Linked DNA regions of Homo sapiens: region 1 is linked to region 2. The links are chromatin contacts, found by Hi-C or POLR2A ChIA-PET in ENCODE. All regions are on one chromosome and are shown on one strand. The core of a region is the stretch at or near the end of the contact, and the rest is flanking DNA. Distances in the headings are between cores, read along the strand shown. Region 1 overlaps RC3H1 (ring finger and CCCH-type domains 1). Region 2 overlaps RABGAP1L (RAB GTPase activating protein 1 like).

The links. Hi-C counts contacts between places; a loop is a spot of excess contacts on that map. ChIA-PET counts read pairs that join two places held with the same protein, here RNA polymerase II (POLR2A). Pooled maps may share reads with other maps.
Region 1: a loop to region 2 is called in a map with no recorded cell type, with 6 times the contacts of the local background. The contact joins two enhancer-like sites. A Hi-C loop is called at or near these places in 2 of 37 single-sample maps with no recorded cell type and 1 of 50 pooled maps. POLR2A ChIA-PET finds 5 or more read pairs at or near these places in 1 of 52 experiments (PC-9).

What each region holds. Positions count from the first base shown.
Region 1 is chr1:174,005,329-174,012,111 of GRCh38, reverse strand. All of the region lies in intron 1 of RC3H1 (ring finger and CCCH-type domains 1), which reads left to right. Among named protein-coding and RNA genes, the nearest start is that of RC3H1, 14 kb to the left of the region's middle. Within about 2 kb of position 3,656, at least 2 of the 41 ENCODE cell types and tissues checked have a DNase peak (open chromatin) inside an H3K27ac peak, as active enhancers do; they include PC-9, where a contact is called at or near this core.
Region 2 is chr1:174,787,932-174,794,276 of GRCh38, reverse strand. The region is part of intron 18 of RABGAP1L (RAB GTPase activating protein 1 like); the gene reads right to left. Among named protein-coding and RNA genes, the nearest start is that of RABGAP1L-AS1, 160 kb to the left of the region's middle. RefSeq lists an enhancer at 4,723-4,782. Within about 2 kb of position 4,701, at least 3 of the 41 ENCODE cell types and tissues checked have a DNase peak (open chromatin) inside an H3K27ac peak, as active enhancers do; they include PC-9, where a contact is called at or near this core.

The sequences.
Region 1 (6,783 bases), core at 2,407-4,906, 780 kb after region 2:
TCCCCACCTGGTAGCTGGGACTACAGGTGCGTGCCAGCACACCCTGCTAATTTTTGTATTTTTTGTAGAGACGGCGTCTTGCCGTGTTGCCCAGGCTGGTCTCGAACTTCTCGGCTCAAGCTATCTATCTGCCTCAGTCTCCCAAACTGCTGGGATTAGTCATGAGCCACCGTGCCTGGCTGTGACCCATTTTAGATGACAAAAACTAATTTTCAATGCTAATACGAATTGGTTGTTAAAGGTGAATATAATTAAACTGAACATTATTGGCATCCTAAATCCTTTATTGGCCATAATTTACCTTTGGATTCTATTCAAACTACACTTTGATCTGTAGAACCCAAATTGGTTACTATATGAACTTGCATCTTCCTAAACTCATCATGTTAAAAATTTTCACAGCTTGAAAAATGGAGGTCCTCATATCAGTCTCTTGATTTTCTTTTGAGGTAAGCTGTCCCTCTGTGCTTAGTCCTTGACTAAAAATAATCGTACTGCTTATGGTCTTGATTTGACTTTTCTGTATACTGGTTACACTGGCTCAAAAGTCCATTTTTGTGGAGACTCTTAAAAAGTAGTAGTCTTCCACATTCAAGTACTGTACTTGAAAAAAAAAAACCTGGATTTCAGCTTTCATTTAGAAATGCTTTCCCTGTAATTACTACTTTTAAAACCCATATTTTATATGTCAATTTTTACATTAATTACCCCATTGATAGCAGTTTTTGAATGGTTTTAGTTAAAACTGTCAATCTTCTTTGCTTGAATCTAGCCTCTCATTAAGTTTATCAAAAACTTTAAAAAGTAAATGTAAGACTCTTCATATAGTGTTTTTTTTTTAATTGAGTTATGGATTCTTTGGATTTATTCATTATCTGAGTTAGTTTTTTCAGAAATGTCTTCTTATTTTGTAGGTCTGTGGTTGATGAAAACCTGTTCATGAGGGCACAAAAGACTCTTCCAGTTTATTCTATCACTATAAAATAGAATTTGATGGATTTCGAAGTAAGAAAATTCTTAGAATAGAAAATAGGATGGTAAATCTTTAAATGCATATGAGTAATTAGAATATCATAAGGCTAGTACAGATAATATTCTTACAAAGGCATCCATAAATAGTGAAGTGGTAGCACCTATTCCCCCATGATTGACATTCATTAATTAATCCATTGTACCCAGAGTTTTAAGATGAAAAGCTTTAAGTACCTTCTTCCCCTCATGAGTAATCACTCCTCAGTGAACATACTATATGCTTATTGCCATTTGAATATCCTTTTCTGTTCAAGTGTATCATCCTTTTTAAAAATTGAGTTGTCATGGAAGAATTTGATGTAGGTAAGTGACTATCAGCTGTGAGGAAGGTAGAGGAAGGCAAGAACTATCCTGAGGACAGAGATCAGTTAAACCGTTGCTGTGTGGTCAGGTGTGATGGCTCACTGGGAGGCCGAGGCAGGAGGATCGCTTGAGTCTAGGAGTTTGCAACCAGCCTGGGCAATATTGTGAGACCTCGTCTATAAAAAAAATTAAAAAAACAGCCAGGCATGATGGCGCATGCCTGTAGTCCAGCTACTGGGGAGACTGAGGTGGGAGGATTGCTTGAGCCTGGGAGGTCGAGGCTGCAGTGAGCTCTGATCATGCTACTGCATTCTAGCCTGGGTGACAGAGTGAGACCTTGTCTCAAAAATTAAAAAAAGAAAAAAGGTTGCTTTGTGATCTAGGTGATAAGACTGTATTCTGTATGAGAGCAAGGACTTTATTTCATTCAGGACTATATCAGTTTCTGGGACACTGGCACGTAGTAGATGCTCAATAAGTAGTTTTTGAATGAATGACTAAGGGCCTCAATCAAGAAAGTGGAGATGAAAAGGAAATTATAGATACAAGAGGTAATTTATTATTATCATTTTACTTATTTTTAATTTTTGTGGGTACACAGTAGGTATGTATATTTATGGAAGATTTTTTTTTTAATGGAAGATAAAAGTGAGGACATCAGGCATGATTACCAGAAATGTGCATTGTCTAGTGGTATCACTAAAGAAAGATTACAGAAGGAATCACCAGCTCAAAAATAAGAATAAATTTAGTTGCCAAGTGACCATCATATTACCTAACATCTCTGTTACAGTGTTCTTGGCCCTAAAATTAATAATGAGACCAAATAGGCTCATTGCGAGGACGAAGTGTTTGCATGTGATCCGCATAAAAGACTTCCTGGCACATAGAGTGTACTCAAAAATAGTTAAAGATAGAAACAAAAATCTGTTTGTTTTTGAGACTGAGTCTTGCTCTGTGGCCCAGGCTATAGTGCAGTGGCACGATCTCGGCTCACTGCAACCTCTGCCTCCCGGGTTCAAGTGATTCTCGTGCCTCAGCCTTCCAAGTAGCTGAGACTACAGACGCGTGCCACCATACCCAGCTAATTTTTTGTGTTTTTGGTAGTGACGGGTTCACCATGTTGGCCGGGCTGGTCTTGAACTCCTAACCTCAAGTGATCTGCCCACCTTGGCCTCCCAAAATGCCGGGATTACAGACATGAGCCACCATGCCTGGCCCACTTTTAAGGAGCTAATATTTCAGTATCGATGGGTATACACTGTAACAAAATAAATATGAAACACAGATGTTGGATGAGAAGTATTATTGAGAAAAATTAATCAGGAAAGAGATGGGAAGCATGCAGTTTAACATGTGGTTGGATAGCAGAGGGCTGGGGAGGGATTGAGATTGGGGCATCTATTTGAAATAAGGTGATCAGGGAAGGCCTTCTCTGAAGGAATTCATATATTAATGCCTATACAGAAGTGGGGAGAAGGTTCAGGGTTGGAGGAAGAGTAGGACAAACTATGTTCTTAACCAGGGTCCCTGTTTTTACCAAGCAATAAATAGACTTATCTGTTTATTGTGCAATCCACAGTGGTTAGACTTATCTCAACCTTTCATTTCCTCTTCCCTATAACATGCACACTATACAAACCTAAGCGTGAATTTAATCCCTGAAAGATCATCATTACATATTTTGGAGGAAGTGTCATATTTGATTCTGATACAGCAGCAGCCAGTCAGTAGGTTCTCTAACATTAGCAGCTACTTGGGAATCAGCAAAACATCTCTTTTTTTTTTTTTTTTTTTTTTCAGACAAAGTCTCACTCTGTTGCCTAGGCTGGAGTGCAGTGGTACGATCTTGGCTCACTGCAACCTCCGCCTCCTGGGTTTGAGTGATTCTCCTGCCTCAGCCTCCCAAGTAGCTGGGATTACCGGTGCCCGCCACCACGCCTGGCTAATTTTTGTGTATTTAGTAGAGATGGCGTTTCGCCATGTTGGTCAGGCTGGTCTCAAACTCCTGACCTCAGGTGATCTGCTGGCCTTGGCCTCCCAGAGTGCTGGGATTACAGGTGTGAGTCACCACACCTGGCCAGAACATCCCCTTTTACAATTTAATTTCTGTTTCAAACCGCTTTATATAAAGATAAAATAATAATACAGTATAAACAAGATACATTGTGGCTATAGGATTCTGTGTTTGGAGTTCATGTAGCAATTTTTTCGTTCTTTTAAACCCTTCAAAATGGAATTTTGCTTGCAATAGTAGTTGAGAAATAATTCTAAAATGGAAAATGAATCAGCTCCTCCTCTTCCTCCTTCTCCCTCCTCCTCCCTTCCCCTCTTCTGCTTCTTCCTCTGCTGCTGCTTCTGCTTCCTTCTTTCTTCTTTTCTAAGCACTGTTTTTCAAGTATCTGCAATTAAAAGTCTCTGTGACATTGTTTTCTGGAAATAGTTTGAATTCTAGGAGGCATATTTCAAAACAAAACAAAGTAATGAAATGTCCTTAAGACCTAAGAGATTATGGGGAAATACATTTTAAAAATATTGATGTTATTGCTATTATTAAATATACTAGGTTTTTAATGCAAATAAAATTTCTAGGTCAGAATATATAATTAGATATGTACCTGTTGTGAATACATCTACATGTTTCTAGAATTAGTCAGAACATGATGGCAGCCACCAAATGCCACAAGGAAGTCTAAAGCACAGGATCATAGGGAAAAAGAAATAGAAGCAAGTAATAGGAGACTATTAGTGTGTGACACATATGCTGTGTGATGCATACACTGTTTTCTTGAGTAAAGAGGAGATTTTTGTCTACTTTTTTTATTGACACTCATTTTTGTTCCTTCCAGTTCAACATGAGAAATCTGCTGCATTCAAAATCTACAAGTCATCATTGCTCCAAAAATAAGTTCACAAAGGGTAGCTTCCTAACTGTGATCATTTTAACTGGAGTGCTTTGTAACAGTTTAAAATGTAGTAAATGCTGGGAAAAAAAATCTAACAAAAATAATGTTGTGTGGGCCGGACGCGGTGGCTCACACCTGACATCCTACTGATCTGGGAGGCTGAGGTAGGAGGATCACTTGAGGTCAGGAGTTTAAGACCAGCCTGGGCAATATAGCCCATGTCTACAAAAATTGTAAAAAGTTGCCCGGCATGGTGGCCCATGCTCATAGTCCCAGCTCCTCAGGAGGCTGAGGTGGGAGGGTCGTTTGAACCCAGGGGTTTGAGGCTGCAGTGAGCCATGATCATGCCACTGCACTCCAGCCTCGGTGATAAAGCAAGACCCTGACTCAAATAACAACAACAACAAAACATTGCATGAAAGAAGCCAAGTACAAAAGAATACATACTGATGATTCCGTTATATAGATTTTTTTTTTTTTTGAGATGGAGTCTCGCTCTGTCGCCCAGGCTGGAGTGCAGTGGAGTGATCTCGGCTCACTGCAAGCTCCGCCTCCCGGGTTCACGCCATTCTCCTGCCTCAGCCTCCCGAGTAGCTGGGACTACAGGCGCCCGCCACCACGCCCGGCTAATTTTTTTGTATTTTTAGTAGAGATGGTGTTTCCCCGTGTTAGCCAGGATGGTCTCAATTTCCTGACCTCGTGATCTGCCTGCCTTGGCCTCCCAAAGTGCTGGGATTACAGGCGTGAGCCACTGCGCCTGGCCTGTTATATAGAATTTTAAACCGGGCAAAACTAACCTATTGTGTTAGGAGTTGGGATAGTAGTGATATTTGGGGAAGAATAAAGGAGTAATCATTGGGAGGGATAGTGAGGGGGGGCCTTTTGAGATGCTGATAATGTATGTCTTAAGTATGCAGGTATGCTCACTTTGTGATAATTCGTTGAACTGAACACTCTTGATCTGTATGTATGTTATACTTCATCTTAAAATATCAGTAAGGCGTCTTAAGATATATGATTCATTTTATTTTAGTTCCCTTCTCATTTCTCAGTGAAATATTTTAATAAAATCTTCAAGACAGAGTTATCCTTTTGGTTCTGTTCAAAAGGAATACAGTAGTTGCTGCTACAACCTAATTTTTTCTTTTTAATAAACAAGTAGGTTTAAACAGTTCCAGAGTTCCTACTTAAAACCAGTCATGCTCAGATTAAACCCAAAACAGGCATCATTTAATTTATATCTTTAATTATGGCTGACTAATGATTATTAAAAAGTATAATAAAAAGTTACAAGTGCTCAAAGTTGGAAGGCATGGTGTTATAGTGGAAAAAATACAGGTTTTGGAGTCAGATAGATGTGGGTTCAAATTATGACTAAATCACTAAGTTAGCTGAGTAACTGAGTTTTCTTTCCTTCCTTCATCAGTAAAGTAGAGGTAATAATATCTATGTCAGAAGGTTGTTGGAAAGGTTAAATGAGATAGTGATTGGCAGTCAAACGCCCTTCTTTTCCTCCTACAGTTTCAAGATAGAGAAAATATTTGGGGAGTATATGAAGATAGTTGTAGGTAGGTAAAAAAGTATAACTTGCTGAAGATGACCAACCTTAGCTAATGATGGTAAAGAACAGTCTTTATTTATTTATTTACTTATTTATTTATTTTGAGATGGAGTTTCGCTCTTGTTCCCAGGCTGGAGTGCAGTGGCGTGATCTAAGGTCACTGCAACCTCCACCTCCTAGGTTCAAGCAATTCTCCTGCCTCAGCCTCCCAAGTAGCAGGGATTACAGGCACCCACTACCATGTCTGGCTAACTTACTGTATTTTTAGTAGAGACGGGGTTTTGTCATGTTGGCCAGGTTGGTCTTGAACTCCTGACCTCAGGTGATCCACCTGCCTTGGCCTTCCAAAGTGCTGGGATTACAGGCATGAGCCACCGCGCCCGGCCAGGAATGGTCTTCAGATTGTCACCAGTAAGGACTAACAACATCTAACTTGGAAACACATGAAACATTATCAGTATTAAGAGTTAGTAATGCTACTTTGGCTCATCAACATAGAGGACTGTTGCATGGATCACAGCTTAAGTATGTTGAGCTGGATTATGATACATTTTAGATAGGTTTAAATTAAGCACAAATGGTAAATATTTTTAAGTCAAGAGGGGTTCATTGCCCATGTTGTGCTTTGAAAATGTATCCTTTTGCTTTTCTGTTACTGATAATTTATGATGCAGGATTGAGGAGCCAAATTTAGGCATGTTGTGTTTGTGAAGGTCCGTCAGTATCTTTGTGATTTTTAGAGCCTAAAAAAAGATAAATATGTTCTGTCAAAAAGGTTATGATTCAATTGAGACAATCTTTCAAATTCCTACATCAATATTATATGTTTTCTCAAAAGACTATAATGAAATTTATATATGTAAAACTATCTTAATTATATAATCACCAGATAATCTATTATTAAATAACAAACCACTCTAAAATTTAGCTGCTTAAAACAACCGTTTTATTCGCTTACAATTCTGTGAGTCAGCAATTTGG
Region 2 (6,345 bases), core at 3,452-5,951:
CTGTCAGATCACCTGCCTCTTCGGTTCACTAAGACACAGACACATCAATAAGTAGCAAAGGATCCATGCCCTTCTTGACTAGGAGAGCAAAACCTAATTCTCTAGCTATTCTTTGCCTGATTGACAATTTTTAAAAAGATGAACCTTCAATGATTTTGCAAGTTCCTAAGATCCAGCAAACAGGTCAAAATACAGATGACACAGTGAGTAGTGGTGCCATCGTGGTAGTGTAAAATCCTGCACAAATCACACTCTTTCTTTCATTCAAGTCTTGATTCTGGGCCGGGCATGGTGGCTCACACCTGTAATCGCAGCACTTTGGGAGGCCGAGGTGGGCGGATCGCTTGAGGTCAGGAGTTTGAGACCAACCTGGCCAACATATCATAAACCTGTCTCTACTAAAAATACAAAAATTAGCTGGGTGTGGTGGTTGCATACCTGTAATCCCAGCTACTGGAGAGGCTGAAGCAGGAGAATCACTTGAACCTGGGAGGCAGAGGTTGCAGTGAGCCAAGATCATGACACTGCACTCCAGCCTGGGTGACACAGTGAAAATCCATCTCAAAAAAAAAAAAGTCTTGATTTTGCTCAACACTGTACTATATGCTTCTGGATATAGAAAGACAGATCAGATGCTGCTTTCTAACTTTAAGGATTATTCAAGCTACTTAAAAGCTAAAATGAAATGTAATGAGACTGAGCTTACAAGTTGTATCACAGGGAAATGAGTCTCATTATTTTATAGTTGGAACTCAAACATCGAAGAATTAGAGTACAATATAGAAGATACTGTGCAGTTACCTGACATTTTGGTAGGTGGTTGAGGTCACATGTTTATAGCATCTCTGTAAAATATTGTAGACTTACCTAGCTTTTTAGGAATGCTCTAACCTTGTAAAATTTAAGGCATAACTGTTAAAGAAGGTTTTTTGTTTTTAAATAGAAAGGAGAACTTTCCCCTACCAAAAGCAATTTAATAACATTCTGAATAGTCTTGGTAGCATCACTAATACCTATTGCCAATCCTTGTGATCAGATTCTACTGTAATGCCTTTATTAATGTAAGAATGTCTTATGGTCTGTAGAGAGTCATTTTGTTTCTACTTGGTTTTTCTTTATCTTTTTCTTTTTTTCTTTTTTTTTGGAGATGGAGTTTCGCTCTTGTTAACCAGGCTGGAGTGCAGTGGCATAATCTTGGCTCACTGCAACCTCTGCCTCCTGAGTTCAAGTGATTCTCCTGCCTCAGCCTCCCAAGTAGCCGGGATTACAGGTGCTCGCCACCACACCCTGCTAATTTTGTATTTTCAGTAGAGACGGGGTTTCACCATGTTGGTCAGGCTGGTCTCGAACTCCTGACCTCAGATGATCCACCCGCCTTGGCTTCCCAAAGTGCTAGGATTATAGGCGTGAGCCACCGCACTGGCCTGTTTCTACTTCTGTGTCATTATTGACATGTAGCTCAATAGGCTGCTTATCTTATTACTGGACATTTAGGAAAGGGCTATACTGTACATAGTAAGCCAGACATCTGAAACTTCTAGTAACTAGGCTCAGTTATATATAGTTTTAGTTGCTTTATTGAGTATGGCTGACATACAGAAAGTTGTAGATATTTTATATGTATAATTTGATGTACTTTGCCATAAGTATACACTTGTGAAACCATTATCACTATCAGTGCCGTAAACTTATCCATCATCTCTAAAAATTTCCTCCTGTTCCCTTTGTTTTGTTTTTCCTTTTGTGGTTAGAGCACTTCCTATAAGAGTCACCTCAATTAAATATTTTACAGCAACACAGACTAAGTCTACTTCTTTTTTTCCACGTGACGTTAATTAAAATATTCAAAGACAGTCTTAATTTTCTTTTCTCTAAGCTAATCATCCCTGCTGCAAACTGGGTCTCCTATGAGGTGGTTTCTGGACCATTCTAGACTATTCACAATCATGCTTGCTACTTCAAGAACACACTTTGGACAGTATCTCTCATAGGGCTGCCCAAACTGAAACAGATACTCTAGATATAACAGAATAATAAAGTAATGAAACCTTGTTGGACCCTAGAAAACACCAAGGTCTAACATGTTTATCCTGTTGAAAAGACTGAGGCAGTAGATAAGTGACTGCTCATCATCATAAAACTTGTCAGAGGCAGAGTCAGGAAGCCAAGATATTCAGAGCACAGATGCACGGCAGGGAACCTAGCATTTCCTGCACTGTAATCTGGTCTTTCAAGTAATGTATCCCATAAAGAACCTATCTTATTAGAAAGATTATGCTTCACCACTTTATTCCACGTGGAACTGGTCAGGAACCTGAGCCTGCCATCTGGTAAGAAAGAATCTAAGATTCTTAGGTTGAGTTGAGAAGGGGTATCCACAAGTCTGCCCTGAGAACTGTCACTTCTAAACACACAGTTGTTATAATAAAGCACATCTGCCTTCTCAATTTTTAACTGATAAGCACTTTCTTTTCCAGATGAACAGTTCAAGGAGCTACATCCTTGGCAGCTCAGCCACAGCGTCTCTGTAAGAGCTGCTTTCTTGAAGCCATGTTAGTGGCACAGGCTTGAAAATGGAATGCTATCTCAGTTCGTTCATCCCCTTTCCTGGACAGTGTGGATAAAGCTCATATTTATTTTCAAGCTTAAGCAGAAGGTATAAACATATGTTAGCAGAAGCCTGTTTTTAAATTTTGAATTGATCAGATTAAAATTATCGTGTATAGAATCTAGACTATTCCCTGATCCTCTCAAGCTAGACCAGCATTTTTTTATCTTTATGTGTGTGTATTGTCATTGCTGTTAAAAAATAATGAGGTGTTGTACTCATCCTAGTAAGTTGTGAATTGTCTCTACCTTCTTCCTATGGTCCATCTCCAATTCCCTATTAAATTTGCAATCTCTAACATCTTCATCTTCATATTACATAGAATGTTAGGTATATGTTTAACAGCTGTCACTGTAAAAAATAATATTTTCAATGGAGGAGTTATATGGGCCAACCCATGTATTAGCAAGTGAATTTATTTCTACAAAATTAATATGTCAAGATAGGGACATTCATTTTTTTTTCTTTTTTTTTTTTTGAGATGGAGTCTCTCTTCTTCACCCAGGCTGGAGTGCAATGGCACGATCTTGGCTCACTGCAACCTCTGCCTCCTGGGTTCAAGCAATTCTCCTGTCTCAGCCTCCCAAGTAGCTGAGATTACAGGCACGTGCCAGCACGCCAGGCTAATTTTTGTATTTTTAGTAGAGACGGGGTTTCACCATGTTGGCCAGGCTGGTCTCGAACTCCTGACCTCAAGTGATCCACCCACCTCAGCCTCCCAAAGTGCTGGGATTACAGGTGTAAGCCACCACGCTCAGCCTCATTTTTTTTTTCTTGAAATGGACAAGTCCATGTTGTGAAACAAAGGTGGTAATAGATTGCACAGCCTCCTCCCACTCTAGCTCTCCCACCATACATAAACACATACCCCCCGCCCCCTGCCCACACACACACACACACACTCATGGCTTCAAATAGATGCAGCAGAATTTCAGAAGGGCCTCTGCACCGTTTTTGCCGCCAATCTTCATATGGCTAGCTCTACTGCATCATTCAATTCCAATGTCATTTTGCTCACAGAGGCTTTCTCTTTTCTTTTTTTTTTTCACTTTTGTCGCCCAGGCTAGAGTGCAATAGCGCAATCTTGGCTCACTGCAACCTCTGCCTCCTGGGTTCAAGCGATTCTCCTGACTCCGCCTACTGAGTAGCTAGGATTACTGGCATTCAAAAATAGCCAGCCATCATGCCTGGCTAATTTTGTATTTTTAGTAGAGACGGGGTTTCACCATGTTGGTCAGGCTGGTCTCGAACTCCTGACCTCAGGTGATCTACCCACCTTGGCCTCCCAAAGTGCTAGGATTACAGGCATTAGCCACCGTGCCCGGCCCAGAGGCCTTCTCTCTTACTATCTTTATCTAATGAAGGGCAGTAAAAAATTTGTATTATTTCTTTTATGACATTTATCACCACTTGAAATTGTTTTCTTACTTCTTTGTTACGTATTCTCTTTTTTTTTTTTGAGACAAAGTCTTGCTCTGTCTCCCAGACTGGAATGCAGTGGCATGATCTCGGCTCACTGCAACCTCTGCTTCCCAGGTTTCAGTTATCCTCGTGTCTCAGCCTCCTGTGCAGCTGGAACCACAGGTGTGAGCCACCACAGCCAGCTAATTTTTTTGTATTTTTAGTAGAGATGGGGTTTCACTATGTTGGCCAGGCTGGTCTTGAACTCCTGGCCTCCAGTGCTCTGCACACCTCAGCCTCCCAAAGTGCCAAGATTACTGTCATGAGCCACCACACCTGGCCAGTTATGTATTATCTCTGTATCCAATTAGAAAATATCAGGGCAGGCTTACAGTGGAGAAGAGCAAGAGATTCAAAAAATGTTAATTGGCAAGGGTATTGAGAGGAAAACAAACACAAAATAAGATCCTTGTCTCAGCTTCTTCTATTAATTCATTCATTTTCACTTTGAAATATTATAATTTTACAGGGCCTTAGAACCTCTGTTTCCTTTAGCAACCAAGAGTCAACCACAGTGACCCCTTGACACATTTACAGATTTAACATTTATTGTTTCTGTTCTCCCCAGGAGACCCCACAGAGACACAACACAGTAACTTGTGGGTTTGCTGAGCAATGAACTGAGTCACTCCCATGTAGCAGATGCTGAGTAAATTTAGCTTACAGTCTTTGCCCTTCTCAGTTATTATACATTCTTATGACAAGGCAGTTATTTTATATCAATTTCATAAGTAAAGAAACTCTGTAAAAAAAAATCGTAGCAGTATTGAAAAATCAGGGAATGTAAGAGCATCTGAAAATATATTCTTCATGAATGTTGAGTTGTTTTAATCCCCTGAACCCATGTTTTTACATACTAAAAAAACAGACCACGGTCCAACTAAATTGGTCTACCTGGTTAATTGCAGTGATTCCTTAAGAATGCCATGATTAATACATAATATTATGCTTCCAAAAAGGCTATTACTGATCTATAACCATCATAAAGACTAGCCACAGAAAAATGCAGAGACCATTTTAGACATGCAAGTAGCTGAGTCACTGTGGTTTTTGGTAAGAGGAGAAAGGTTTCTATATTTAAAAATAAGGATATCATAATATTGGTATTTAGAGTATCCTGTGAACTTTGGATAATACATGTTATGTAACAGTCAACTACTTCAGGAAAGAGAAGAAACTTAAAAGCATAAAACAGGCTGACTGCAGTGGCTCACACCTGAACCCCCAGCACTTTGGGTGGCTGAAGAGAGAGGATGGCCTGAGCTCAGGAGTTCGAGAACAGCCTAGGCAACATGGTGAAACCCTATCTCTACTAAAAATACAAAAAAATTAGCCAGTTGTGGTGGTGCACGCCTGTGATTCCAGCTACACAGGAGGCTGAGGCACGAGGATCACTGGAACCTGGGAGATGGAGGTTCCAGTAAGCCGAGATCATGCCATTGCACTCCAGCCTGGGCAACAGAACAAGACTTCATCCCAATGTGTCCAATAGGTACATTTGAGGCCAGTAAGTACATCTGAGGCCAAATTATGATGAAAATGGAATTCCAAAAAGATGGGTACTGGACAACAAGTAGGTGAGGAATGCTACGAAGATTACCTTTTAGAAAGATTAATCTAATAGCAGAGGGCAGGACAGCTTAAGAGAGGAAGAGACTGAAGGTAGACAAGTCAGAAAGCTCTTGTAGTCAATCGAATGTGAGAAAATGAGAGCCTGGACTGGTGTGCTACGGAAATAGAGCCAAGCTTGAATATAAGAAGTACCACAAAGAAGAAATACCTCTTCAGTGTTTCTGTGTTAACTTTCTAAAGTACAGGTGGTTTGCTATGACCTCCTTTGTATAACTCACTAATACAAAACTGCCAGAGAGACAATATTCTTTACCAAGTCAGGGAATGGCACACCACAGAGGAAGCAGAATGCCTCCTGATAAATGAACACAGTGGCTCTCTCAAAGTTCCAGGTGCTGAGGCACAAAGTTGATTATAAGATCACTTGAACTGGTTACTTTCGTCGCAAGTCTAATTATTAATGAAGTTCAAACAATAATACATTAAAGCTGTACCATGCAGAAGCTGGTCTGGTATCACTATTCAATTGCTTAGGGACACCCTGGTTATCACTAAATGCCATAAGTGAGAACATGTAAGGTCTAGTAAGCTTCTTTCTCTATAAAGCACACATTTTAGCAGCTCTTTTCCTTAAAATTAAAGAGAGACCAGGACAGGGAAGTTTTTAAAAGGAAGATAAAAGAAAAGTGGAGGATAGTAATGAC